2 separate regions of the Homo sapiens genome follow, and region 2 is linked to region 1. A link is a contact called in ENCODE Hi-C data. All regions are on one chromosome and are shown on one strand. The core of a region is the stretch at or near the end of the contact, and the rest is flanking DNA. Distances in the headings are between cores, read along the strand shown.

What was found. Hi-C counts contacts between places; a loop is a spot of excess contacts on that map. Pooled maps may share reads with other maps.
Region 2: a map of naive thymus-derived CD4-positive, alpha-beta T cell shows a loop between it and region 1 (29-fold over the local background). The contact joins the promoter of CARS1 here to the promoter of TOLLIP in region 1. A Hi-C loop is called at or near these places in 1 of 168 maps with a recorded cell type or tissue (naive thymus-derived CD4-positive, alpha-beta T cell), 1 of 37 single-sample maps with no recorded cell type and 7 of 50 pooled maps.

What each region holds. Positions count from the first base shown.
Region 1 is chr11:1,307,533-1,313,954 of GRCh38, reverse strand. It overlaps TOLLIP (toll interacting protein), which reads left to right and starts at 4,323. Exons shown (of 6, transcript NM_019009.4): 1 at 4,323-4,489. The coding sequence starts at 4,457. TOLLIP-DT (TOLLIP divergent transcript) reads right to left here and starts at 4,247. Exons shown (of 1, transcript NR_029409.1): 1 at 3,248-4,247. RefSeq lists silencers at 2,503-2,632, 4,158-4,867 and an enhancer at 3,166-3,927.
Region 2 is chr11:3,054,814-3,061,853 of GRCh38, reverse strand. CARS1 (cysteinyl-tRNA synthetase 1) reads left to right here and starts at 4,431. Exons shown (of 23, transcript NM_001014437.3): 1 at 4,431-4,511. The coding sequence starts at 4,487. It overlaps LOC124902615 (a long non-coding RNA gene), which reads right to left and starts at 3,230. Exons shown (of 2, transcript XR_007062555.1): 1 at 2,836-3,230. RefSeq lists an enhancer at 4,245-4,777.

The DNA of each region.
Region 1 (6,422 bases), core at 3,074-5,573:
AAACAATCTATAGATTCAATACAATGCCTATCAAAATACCAACATCATTTTTCACAGCAATAGAAAAAACAATCCTAAAATATTTATGGAACAAAAAGAGCCCAAATAGCCAAAGCAATCCTGAGCAGAAAGAACAAAGCTGGAGGCATCACATTATCCAACTTCAAAATAAACTACAAAAGTATCATAACCAAAACAGCATTGTATTCATACAAAAACAGACACATAGACCAATGGAACAGAAGAGAGAATCCAGAAATAAATCCACATACTTACAGCCAACTGATTTCTGACAAAGGCACCAAAAACACACAGTGGGGAAAGGACACCCTCTTCAATAAATGGTGCTTGGAAAATTGGACATCCAGATGAAGAAGAATGAAACTGGACTCCTATCTCCCACCATCTGCAAAAGTCAAATCAAGATGAATTAAAGACTTAAAGTAAGACCTGAAAGTATAAAACTACTAGAAGAAAACACAGGAAAAACACTTAAGGACACTGGTCTAGGCGAAGATTTTATGGCTAAGATCTTAAAAGCACAGGCAATAAAAACAAAATAGACAAATGGGACTATATTAAACTAAAAAGTTTCTGCACAGCAAAGGGAATTATCAGCAGAGTGAGGAGACAACCTGCTGAATGGGAGAAAATATTTGCGAAGTATTCATCCAACAAGGGACTAATATCCAGAATATACAAACAACTCAACAGTAAAAAATCAAAAAATCCCACTTAAAAGTGGGCAAAGGACATGAATAGACATTTTTTTTTTTTTTTGAGAAAGAGTCTTGCTCTGTCGCCCAGGCTGGAGTGCAGTGGCATGATCTCAGCTCACTGCAACCTCTGCCTGCCAGGTTCAAGCAATTCTCCTTCCTTAGCCTCCCAAGTAGCTGGGATTACAGGCATGTGCCACCACGCCAGGCTATTTTTTTTTTTTTTTTTTTGTATTTTTAGAAGAGACAGGGTTTCACCATGTTGGCCAGGCTGGTCTTGAACTCATGACCTCAAGTGATCCACCTACCTTGGCCTCCCAAAGTGTTGGGATTACAGGCATGAGCCACCACGCCCAGCCTGTATGTCTTCTTTTTAGAAATTTGTAGGCACTCTTAATACATTTAGACTAACTCTGTCATATATATTGAAAGTGTTTTCTTTTTGTCATTAACCTTTTATTGAGATAAAACTTACATACATACATCAGAATGCACAAATCATAAGTTTACAATCATGTGAGTTTTGATAAATTTACACATTGGTATAACCACTCCATCCCAATCAAGGTATATAATCTTTCTACCACCCCAGAAAGTTCCCTCATGGTCCTGTCTAGTCAATCTCCAGTCCCTCACTTCCAACACACATAGATAACCACTGTTCTGAAATACATCGCCATATCATTTTGCAAGAAATTTCAATTGACATATAATTTTTTTTCTGTTAGCACTTTAAAGATGTCACTCCATTCACATGACTTACCTTCTTTCCAATGAGAAGTCTGCTATTCTAATCTTCATTCTTCTGGATGTAATGTGTCATTTTCCTCTGTCTGCTTTTAAGAGTTTCTCCTTGCTTTCTGTTATCAGCAGTGTGAATATGACCTGACTAAGTGTTTTGTTTATTTGTTTGGAATCCATTGCTTCCTAAATATTTTGTTTGGTGCCTACCATTAACTTGGAGAATTATTGGCCATTATTTCTTCAGATTTTCTGCCTCATTCTCCTTTTTTCTTCTGGAATTCTAATAATGCTTAAGTCAGATCACGTGGCTGTAAGCTTAGTGGCTTAAAACAACACACACTTATCTCAGAGTTTTTGTGGGGTAGGAGTTCAGGCACAGCTTAGCTGGCTTATTCTTGGGTCTTACGAGGCTATAATTAAGTTGTCAGCTGGGTTGCATTCTCATCTGGAGGCTTGACTGGGGAAGGATCAAAGCCCCCTCAGATTCCTGGCAGAATTTGTTTCCTTGAAGTTGTAGGAATTATGGCACCTCGCCTCTTCAAAGCCAGCAGCTGAGAGACCCTTGAGAATAAGTCTGAGAGCAAGATGGAGTCTTTTATAACATCAGGTAATCATGGGAGGGACATCCCATCACCACTGCCATATTCTGTTGTTTAAAAGCAAGCCACAGGCTCTGTCCACCCTCAAGACAAGAGGATTATTCAAGGATGTGAACACCAGGAGGCAGGGATCATATGTCTACCTTACAACCTGTCCACCCCATAGGGGAATAATATTAAGGCAAGAGCTGAATCTAGTGTTTAGCGGAGGTCCTGGTGGGAGATACAGATTTTAGGATCATCAGCATATGGATGGCATTTAAAGGAATGGAACTGGATGAGCTCACTGAGGATGTAGATAGAAAAGATGTGCAAGGACTGAGCCCTGAGGTAAGGCACTCCGATGTTAAGGAGTCAAAGTGTTACCAGTGTGCCCTGGCATCTTGTAATCTCCCAGGATAGAAATAAAGAGAGATCAGCAGACATAGCAGCGAGGAGAAAGAGAAATCTTTATTTAGCTTGTGCACAAGGAAGTCAGCACCATGAAAGGAAAACGGTGGGGGGCCCCGCCGCCAGGGGGTGGCACGTGGGTTAGTTTCACAGGGAAGGGATTGGTCCAGGCATGGATAGGAGGGGTTTGTCTAGTGCTTCTCAGTAGCTTTGCATGCTTCTTCATGCATTGCATGCAACATTCACATTTTAAATCTCTACCCCTAGGTGTGATTTTTAGCGTGAAAATGAGGAAGGGGTAACAATAGTTGAAGTATAAGTCTAACTGCACATGTGGGGCCCGGGGAAGTCCCTAGGCCCCCAAAGCAGGAACTTGTGGTTAATAGCTTCTTGGGTCTTGTGCTGTGGATTGGCTGGATGTTAAGCTACAACTTGAGGAAGGGGCTTTCGTTCTTTTTCTCTACACCCCATCAAAACAGGCAAGCGGCCAGGCTGCCGGTTTTAAAAGGAGAGACTGGTAACCGAGACCCAAAGATGTGGTCTTTGGGATAAGAGGAAAGTGAGAGCACATGGTGTCCTGGATGGGGAGTGAAGAAAGCATGTGTAGCAAGAATGACTATCGATTTTGCTGTAGTTCCCGGAGGACGAGGACTGAGAACTGACCACTAACAATATAGAGATCACTGACAAAGAGTTTTTAGTGGAGTGGTTGTGTTACCGGAAAAGGGTCCTGATCCAGACCCCAAAAGAGGATTCGTGGATCTTGTGGAAGAAAGAATTCCAGGCCAGTCCACAGAGTAAAGTGAAAGCAAGTTTATTAAGGCAGTGAAGGAATAAAAGAATGGCTACTCCATAGAGCAGGGTGTTCCCAAAAGCACGAGGAGGAAGGCGTCCACCTGGGTACGCTTGTTTATATGTAAGATAAAAGCCAAAAAACATCACGGGGGAGACGTGCTGTACTACCTGGGCTCGTCAAAGGATTGCCAATCTTTGCATAACGCCTGTCCTCCGCAAGCATCTGTATCATTATCTTTAAAGCGAAACTTCAACTAAGAATGCTTCTTGTTCTTAAGATACCCGGACATCGGGACCTAAGTTCCGGGTCTGCTGCGTAAAAGTTTATTAACCTGTTCCCGTGACCGTAAACGCCCGACTCCTGGGGATGCAGCCAGCGGGGTTCAGCCTCAGTTTACCCAGCGCTGTTCGAGCTGGAGTCGCTCTGGTTGGAGCGCCTGACCGCGAGGGCCGAGGTCAGGCCGGACTGGGGTTCTCCGGAGCGAGCAGGAGAGGAGCGGGGCTCCTGCGGAGCGGCGCGGCGGGGAGGCCGAGGGCAGGGCGGGCTCGAGCTCGGGCTCTTCTGGCAGCGCCTCCATCCCCGTTCCGTTCACCCGGCAGCCGCCCCGTGGAGGAACCGCGCCCCATCTTTAGCCCTGTGAAACAGAAAGGCCCTTCCTCCGGCAGGCAGCTGAGGGAAAGATCGCCCTGCAGGGGATGTCGGGCCTGTCACTGCTTTGTTGCGGGCCACAGTTCCCTCCCTTCTCCGAGCGGGTCGCACGTCCGAAGGTCACCCCCGCCAGGTGGCTAGGCCCTGTCGCCACTCGACAGAGGACCGAGGAGGAACCAACCCACTGCCCAGACTGCAGCGCCGCCACGCTAGGGCCCGCGCCGACAACCGTCATGACTGGGCATGCGCAAACGGCCCCGCCGGGAGCCATTTCGCCGGGCTGCAGGGCTCGAGGAGAGAGCAGGTGCGCAGGCGCCGGGCGAGAGGCTGCGCCTGCCCTACCCTGGAGCGCGCGTGCGCGCGAGAGCCGGAAGGGGCGGTGCCTGGCGCGGCGCCTGCGCAGTGGGGCGGTGCCGGGGGCGGGGCGCGGCGGCTGTCAGCTGACTGTGGCGGCGGCGGCCTCGAGGTGACAACTGTCTCCGTCGCAGGCTCCGGCGGGGGCGCAGGAGGTCGCCCGGCGCGTCACTGTCGGGTCGGCGAGCCACGGGGGCCGCCGCAGCACCATGGCGACCACCGTCAGCACTCAGCGCGGGCCGGTGAGGCAGCCGGGCGAGGGTCGGGCGGGGGCGGTGACCTGCGGTTGCGGGCGGGGCCTTGGGTCAGGGCTACTGCTCAGCTGCGGCTGGCGGGCCGACTCCGCGGCTCTCCCGGGGCACGCGGGGCGCCTGGCCGGCCGGAGGGGAGCGGCGGCGTCCACACCTCGGGGCGGGGCGGGCCGGACGGACGCGCCCACGCTGCAGGAGGCTTGAGCTCACCGCCGTGCCGGGGCAGAGCTTTGGGGAGGCAGCCCCGGGGGAGGGGGCCTGCGCCCGTTGTGAGCCCCAGATGGAGGCGGGCCCCGTGCCCCATGGTGCCCCAGAGGGAGGCAGGCCCCGCTCCCCAATGGTCTCCAGATGGAGGAGGGCCCGGTGCCCAGATGGAGGCGGCCCCGAGCTCTGACTCCCGAATGGAGGAGGGCCCCGCACCCTAATGGTCCCCCAGGTGGAGGCGGGCCCTGAACCCTAATGGTCCCCTAGATGGATGCGGGCCCTGCTCCCTGATGGCCCCCCAGGTGGAGGCGGGTCCCGCACCCTGATGGCACCCTAGATGGAGGCGGGCCCCGCACCCTGATGGCCCCCCCAGGTGGAGGCGGGTCCCGCACCCTGATGGCCCCCCAGGTGGAGGCGGGCCTGCACTCTAGTTGGTCCCATAGATGATGGCTGTTTCCTCTTTCTCATTTACACAGAGTGAGGGCAGTGGTGACCACTTCTTGGGCCCAATTGTGTCCCCGGTTAGTGGCCACCGTGCAAAACCTCAGTTTCTTCATTTGCAAATGAGAGGATAGGCGCCAGGAACTTCAGAGAACCTTTCCTGCTCTGAATTCTCTCCTGAGAGTTGCCTGGCAGTTTCTTCTATAGCATTAATATTGCAGGAGAGCTGGTGTAGACTGACTCAGAGATGATGGGCTCCTGGCGTGAGTGGCCTCCTGGCTCACTGTTAGGGCCTTCTTGCATTGCTGTAAAGGAATACCGAGACTGGGTAATTTGTAAGAAAAGAGATTTAATTGGCTCCCGGTTCTGCAGGCTGTACAGGTAGCATGGTGCCGGCATCTGCTCCTGGGGAGGCCTCTGGAAGCTCCCAGTCATGGCGGAAGGCCAAGTGGGAGCTTACACGTCACATGGCGAAAGCAGCAAGAGAGTTGGGGGTGGGGAGGTGCCACACACTGTAATGACCAGATCTTGTGAGAACTCACTATCACCGGGACAGCACCAAGCCACGAGGGATCTGTCCCTGTGACCCACACACCCACCCTGCCAGGCCCCACCTCCAACATTGGGGATCATAATTCAGCGTGAGATTTGGCGGGGACACAGATTCAAACCGTGTCACTCACTGAGGCTGGGCTGGGGCAGGCTGTCGTGAGCGGTACAGTTTTTATCAACAGTGGCTCTGAACATGCCGTGGGTGGAAAAAGTCCTTTTTCACGATGCTCCAAGGTCCCTGCCCTCGCGCAGCCCAGTACTGGACGTGGTGGAGGGGTCACCAGGGCTCCCCACCCTTAACACTGTATCCACAAGTCCTGGTGTTTCTCCCGAGGAGATAATTCTTCAGGTAGAACATTTTTTCTGAGTTTAGAATGAAGCCCCAGGTTTTGGGCATAGCTGCTTTTTCTGAGGACTTTGAAGGAAACCTCCTGACACTTATGAGACTCAGGTGTGGAGCCTACGGGTCGGCAGAGGTCCTGGACGGCCTCTGATGGCAGCGTCTCTACCTCTTCATCTTTACTCCACCACAGTGAGTCCCCGCAAGTTGCCGTGGCAGCCAAGTGCTCCTTTCTGCCTAACAGGAGACTCAGAGCAACAAGGGAACCAGCACCCTGCTGTTGTGTCCTCCTGGAGAGCAGGGGGGCATGGTGGCCAGGCAGGATGGCCCCTTCCTTGCTGTGTGGTCTGGGAGACATCCTCTGCCTCCTGGGAACTTGTTCCTCAT
Region 2 (7,040 bases), core at 3,182-5,681, 1.7 Mb before region 1:
ACAAATATAAAAATTATTACGTGGCTGGGTGTGGTGGTGCACGTCTGTAGTCCCAGCTACTCGGGAGGCTGAGGCAGGAGGATCACTTATACCCAGGAGGCAGAGGTCGCAGTGAGCTGAGATTGCACCACTGCACTCCAGCCTGGGTGAGGGAGCGAGACTCTGTCTCAAAAATAATAATAATAATTTTTAAAAACAAATAGGAATTTACATGCCTACCATATACCCACAACAGTTAAACATTAAAAACAAAAACAGAAACAATAGGGATTGATTCTTTCACAGCTCCAGAGGCCAGAAGTTCCAAACCAAGGCGTCCGCAGGGTGGGTTCCTTCAGAGGCTCTCCAGGAGGTCCTTCCTTGCCTCTCTCCTGGCTTCTGGTGGCCACCGGCCATCCTTGGCTTGTGCTACATCACTCCAATTGCTTCCCCCTTCACACCTATCTCTGTATCTCTGAATCTCTCTCTCATAAAGACACTAGGCATTGGATTAGGACCCATTCTAATCCAGGATGACCTCATTTTAACTTGATTATATCTGCAAGGACGCCTTTTTCAAATAAAGCCAGCCAGGTCCAGTGGCTCACGCCTGTAATCCTCTCACTTTGGGAGGCCAGGGCGGGAGGATCACTTGAGCCCTGGAGTTCAAGACCAGCCTGGGCAACATAATGAAACCCCATCTCTACAAAAAATATAAAAAATTAGCCACGTATGGTGGTGCACATCTGTGGTCCCAGCTACTCAGGAGGCTGAGGTGGGAGGATCACTTGAGCCCACGAGGTTGAGGCAGCAGTGAGCTGTGATTGCACCACTGCACTCCAGCCAGGGTGACAGAGCGAGACCCTGCTTTAAAAAAAAATAAAATAATAAATGAATAAAAATCAAGTCACAGTCGCAGGTACCAGGGGTTAGAACATGGGCATAATCATTTTGGGGGGACCACAGCTCAACCCACAACAGGCTTGTCTTGGGACCCCCCCGGGAGTTGGCAGCAGAGCTGGGAGCTCACCTGAGTGTATTCGTCTCTAACGCTGCGCTACCCTGGCTTGCAGGCCATGTGACATTTCTTTCCCTAAAAGTGGTTTGGGTAGGGCCTGAGCTGCTGGCTGTGCCAGCAAAGAAATCACTCTGCTTTAGTCACCTCAAAGCAGTGGGCCCAGCGACACCCTGCTGCCCATGGACACTGAGGGGGACTGTCCATCCTCTGGCATGGAAAGAGCAGCGTTCTTGGAGAACTTGGCCTTGGCCCTTAGGAGACTCAAGGGAGAGCCCTGCACGGTGGCCACTGGTGGCCGAGGAAAGTCCAGCTGCCCGGGGAAGGTGCTGTTCACTCACCTGCTGCCCATGGCCCAGGGCCAGACCAAGGCATCAGCCCCTCAGCCATCCAGAACAGGCCAGTGAAGCTTCCAGGATGGGTCTGCACTTGCGGAATATTTAGTAGGCAGGGTTCTGTGTGATGTCCTTACCCTACGTGCTCTTGTGAAATCCTCATTATCAGTTTGCTGGGGCTGCCAGGCTTGGGGGCTTCAACAAGGATTTATTGTCTCACAGTTCTGGAGGCTGGAAGTCTCAGGTCAGGGCATCAGCAGGGTGGGCTCCTTCTGGGGCTGTGAGGGAGAATCTGTCCCAGGCTGTCCCCTGACTTCTGGTGATTTGCTGACAATGTTTGGTGCCCTTTGGCTTGTGAAGCATCGCCCCAGTTTCTGCCTTTATCTTAACATGGCACCCTCCCTGCTTGTCAGTGTCCAAATTTCCTCCACTTAAACATTTTAATTAATTGGCTGGGCATGGTGGCTCACGCCTGTAATCCCAGCACTTTGGGAGGCCGAGGCGGGCGGATCATCTGAGGTCGGGAATTCGAGACCAGCCTGGCCAACATGGAGAAACCCGTCTCTACTAAAAATACAAAATTAGCCGGGCATGGTGGCACATGCCTGTAATCCCACCTATTCGGGAGGCTGAGGCAGGAGAATCTCTTGAACCTGGGACACTGAGGTTGCGGTGAGCCAAGATGGCACCATTGCATTCTAGCCTGGGCAACAAGAGTGAAACTCCGTCTCAAAAAATTTTTTTAAATTAATTTATATATGTGTATTTATTTATTCATTTATTTATTTTAGAGACAGGGTCTCACTCTGCACCCAGGCTGGCATGCAGTGGCACAATCATAGCTCACTGCAACCTGAAACTCTGGGGCTCAAGCCATCCTCCCTCTTCAGCCTCCCAGAGAGCTGGGATTACAGGTGTGAGCCACCATGCCCAGCTGAAATTTTCCCTTTTTACAAGGATATCAGTTATACTGGATTAACGTCCCCCCTAATGACCTCATCTTATGACTTTATCATCTGCAAAGACCCTATTTCCAAATAAGGTCACATTCACAGGTCCTGGTGGTTATAGGATTTCCACATCTTTTGGGAGAGACACAATGCAACCCATAACAACCTGTAACCCAATGTGCTGTCCCAAAGAACTACAACACCAGGGGGATGCTGAGGTTCAGAGAGTGTCCTTGCCCTGGTGGTAGGGCTGGGACGCAGCAGGACTGGGGAGGCGGGACCCACTGCTGCTAGACACTGCAGCACTCTTAGACACAGCTCGGCCACCTGAGCAGGTGATCATTTCCCAGTTCCGCTCTGCAGACCCTTTTTTTTTTTCCCAGTAGAGATGAAGTTTCACTATGTTGGCCAGGCTGGTTTTGCACTCCTGACCTCAAATGACCTGGCCGCCTTGGTCTCCCAAAGTGCTGGGATTACAGGCGTGAGCCACAGTGCCCGGCCCCACTTTGCAGATTTAAAAACAAGACATCTGGAAGCTCAGAGAAGTTAAACTCACCCCAGGTCTTACAGCCAAACTCTGGCTTGCCTGACCTGATGTCAGGAGGCTTTCTTAGTGCAAGAAAGGAAGGGCAGGGCAAGCCTTAGCCGAATGTTTATCTCTAAGAGGCTTCTGACTCTCCTGGGCGCCTCCGGTTCCTTCTCCCAGGAAGGCATGTGGCCGAGCTGGGCTTGGGTGACTCATGGTCCTAGAGTGATGAGTGAGAAACAGGCACTGTGAGAGTCATGGTAGGACCTGGCCAGAACTTCGTCCCCTAAGTCCTGGACTTGGTCCCTCCTTTGGGATTAGTTGGGGTCTCACAGAGCCTCCCACATCCTGGGCAAGTTACAGCACATGCTACAGGATCTTTGCAGAAATGTAAACAAACTCTTTCTTCTTTTTTTTTTCCAGCCACCAGTAGAATTTAGAATTTATTTATTTATTATTTTATTTATTTATTTATTTATTTATTTATTTGAGACGGAGTCTCACTCTGTTGCCAGGCTGGAGTGCAATGGCGCAATCTCGGCTCATTGCAACCTCCACCTCCCTGGTTCAAGCGATTCTCCTGCCTCAGCCTCCTGAGTAGCTGGGACTACAGGCAAGCGCCACCATGTCCAGCTAATTTTTGCATTTTTAGCAGAGACAGGGTTTCACCATGTTGGCCAGGATGGTCTCGATCTCTTGCCCTCATAATCCGCCCACCTCGGCCTCCCAAAGTGCTGGGATTACAGGTGTGAGCCACCGTGCCCGGCCTTAGAATTTATTATGAAATTAGACATGAGGTTCCAAAAAGTAACTAGAAGATTTTTTACTTTTTATTTTTTGAGAAAGGGTCTCACTCTGTCGCCTAGGCTGGAATGCAGTGGCACAGTCGTAGCTCACTGCAGCTTCAAACTCCTGGACTCAAATGATCCTCCTGCCTTGTCCTTTCAAGGTGCTGGGATTACAGGCATGAGCCACTAATCCTGGCTAATAATTTTTCTTGACATATTAAAATTCTGTTTCTTAAATAGCATTTCCTCTCATTTTGGATGGGTGCACGAACCTTGGGTGGGATATCCTTGGGAGGTGACATCATGCACACAGAAGGCAGGAGCCCTAAGGGGGTTGGGGATGGCTCCAGAATGGGGTCTGAGAAGGAGATGGAGAAGCCTGTTCACGCAACACTTCATAGTGGCTTGCTTTCCGCAGGGTCATTGGCAGGGCGGTCCCTAGGCCTGGAGCGCTCTTCCCGCCCATCCCCAGGCCCTGCTCCAGGTCGGCCTCCTGGGAACCATCCCGTCTCGCCAGCACACCCTGTCCCGAGGCCGCCTCTGACCTCCAGGCTGGGCCTGGTCCCCACGGCGCTTAGCGCAATCATGACTTAAACACCTATTACAGGACGCTCAGTCTTTAGTGCTTGTCTCCCCGCGGCTGGGCTGACTACTCCCAGCACGGCCACTGAACGCTTGGCCGCGCGATGCTCCGGAGCGCGGGTCGCCATTGGGTTGAACTACAGCTCCCAGCATGCTCCGGGCCGGCGACATCCGGAGCCCCTGGTAGTTGCCTAGCGACCGGGCGTGTCCCGGAAGACGGGCCCGGCGTGGGGCGCGACTTCCGGGGCGGCGGTTGCATCAGATTCTAGGAAGTGTCTGTAGCCGCAGCTGCGGGTCCGGGATTCCCAGCCATGGCAGATTCCTCCGGGCAGCAGGGTGAGCGGCGCGGCCGGGCCAGGCTGAGGGCGGCTGGGGGCCTGACTGGGCGCTGGGTGCTCGGCTCGAAGGGCAGCGAGTCCTTATGTCTGAGGGGCCCGGGTGCATGGGTTCTGAGGGGCAGCTGTGTCCGTGGTCTGAGGGGCGGCAGTGCCCGAGGTCTGAGGGGTGTCAGTGCGCGGGGTCTGAGGGACGGCACGTCCTTGGGTCCGAGGGGCGGGGGTGCTCGGGGTCTGAGGGGTGTCAGTGCCCGGGGTCTGAGGGACGGCGGGTCCTGAGGTTCGAGGGGTGGCACGTCCTAGGATCCGAAGGACAACGGGTGCCCGGCTCCGAGGGACGGCCACTGGGACCCCTGGGACTCCTGCGTGAGGGTCTGCCAGACCCGTGGCTGGAGCACAGACCCCGCGGGGACCCGAGCCCGAGCGGGGCGCTGCCCAGACCACCCAGCCTCAGTTTCCTCACTTGGTTCCTGCCGAGGTCCCCTTGCATCCTCACCCCGGGAGGTGGCCCTACATCAAACAGCCTTTCCCCAGCCGGTGCCTGGGCGGGCCCTCGCTCCCTCTTGCCCCAGCTGGCCTTTAGGGGGGAGACAAAGGCCCAAGGGTTGTTTTGGTTTTCTGCCCAGACCTGGCAGCTTCCGGGAGGTGGGCGGAGGGCACCTGAGGTTGGTATTTAGGGAAATGGGGCAGAGGACGCCAGGGGTACGCGTACACACAGTAAAAGGGCTTGGGGCTTTACGAAGGCTTTCATCTCCAGTTCCGCAGGCAGTCCACTGCAAGCTGATTGTCAGAGCATTACTGCCCCATTTTATTGCCAACCCGGGAGGTTCCCCAGGGACACAGCTGTGTCAGCTCCCCCAGTCACTCATGTCACCAGCGGGTAGACCTTGAGAGACCAGTGGGTTCTTCTCTCACTGTCCCTCCAGCAAGATTTTAGGTGCTGGAAAGGCAAGAGACTGAATCAGAAAGCCCAGATTCCTAACAGTCTGGAGCAGCCTTTCCAAAGGAAACATTCTCAGTATCTAGTTTTTAATTCTTTTGGCTGGCAAAAATTAGATGCAAGTTCTTGTAAGACACCTCCAGCCCCCACCCTCAGTTTAGATCGTACCAAGATTTCCTTAGCATCTGGTGGTGCCCTTTGCCCCTGAGGGTTTATTGGGTTATAGATAGGTAGTTATGACAACCCGAGTAATCTGGCGGCATGGGGACACCCAGATGACAGGGCTACACTCTTGTGCCAAGTGGCAGGAGGTGGTCACCTTCCAGGCACGCCGCCTACCACCCTACCTGTGTGCCTGGATTCCAGCACCATCTCCACCCGTCCCAGAGCCAAGCGGCCCTCAGAAGTCACCCAGATTCCTGTAAAACAGCATCATAGTTAACAGCCCCAACTCTGGAACCACCCTGGAAGGGCCAGGGTTCCAACTCTGCCTCCCGCCCCACAGCAAACCATGCGTAATGGCTCCTACCTTGGAGCATGGAGTGTAAATGAATTAATAGATGGGAAGGACGTAGAACAGTGCCTGGCACTCAATTAAGTGCTGTGTCTGTGCTGAAAGTTAGGGCCTGTTTGTTTTCAAACTAAAAATGTGTTTTTGTTCATTTGTGAACGTAAATGACGTATTAGTAGTGTTTTGTATCTTGTTTTTAAAAATAGCTTTAGAATTTTAGGTTTTCAGAGCCTTGTAAGAATTGCCTTCTTTTTGGAGCTTGCCATATAGGTTGGGATTGCCCTCTCCGGGCTGTCAGGGCAGCAGGCAGATTGCCCAGTCCTCAGCCTGCGCACAGCATCTCCAGCCAGTGTTCTTCTGCCCCAGGGCATGGCCCACCTGCCTTTACTATCGCCTCCTCCCATCACACACACACTCTCAAAGATGAGAACAGGAAATAAAATCCAATCGTAGGCCAGGCGCAGTGGCTCACACCTGTAATCCCAGCACTTTGGGAGGCCGAGGCAGGCAGATCACGAGGTCAGGAGATCGAGACCATGGTGAAACCCTGTCTCTACTAAAAATAAAAAAAAAATTAGCCGGGCGCGGTGGCGGGCGCCTGACTACTCGGAGGCTGAGGCCGGAGAATGATGTGAACCCAGGAGGCGGAGCTTGCAGTGAGTCGAGATTGCGCCACTGCACTCCAGCCTGGGCGACAGAGCGAGACTCCGTCTCAAAAAAAAAAAAATCCAATCGTAAATGCTTTCAGTGACCATCTTCCCAGATTTTTCAAGGAGGCCATCATTTTTGTACCATCTTCCCTAAGTTGACTCAGAAGGTCTATTTCTCTTTCCTGATCTCACTGGGTGTACAGCTTTTCCTTTGCGGTCTTGAAGGTGCATAGGCTTGGTGCCTGTCCAAGAGCCTGATTATTTCAGAAGGATGAGTTTCATTTCTGAGGTTTCTGGGGTAGATGGAGCCTACCTCAGGGCCTTTCCGCACAGACTTGGGATACCACTTGGTCGGCTGCTCATCAGGTCAGACTTATAGTTTAATTTTTATACAGTTTAATTCAAGGGTCTTCATAATAACACAGCCAG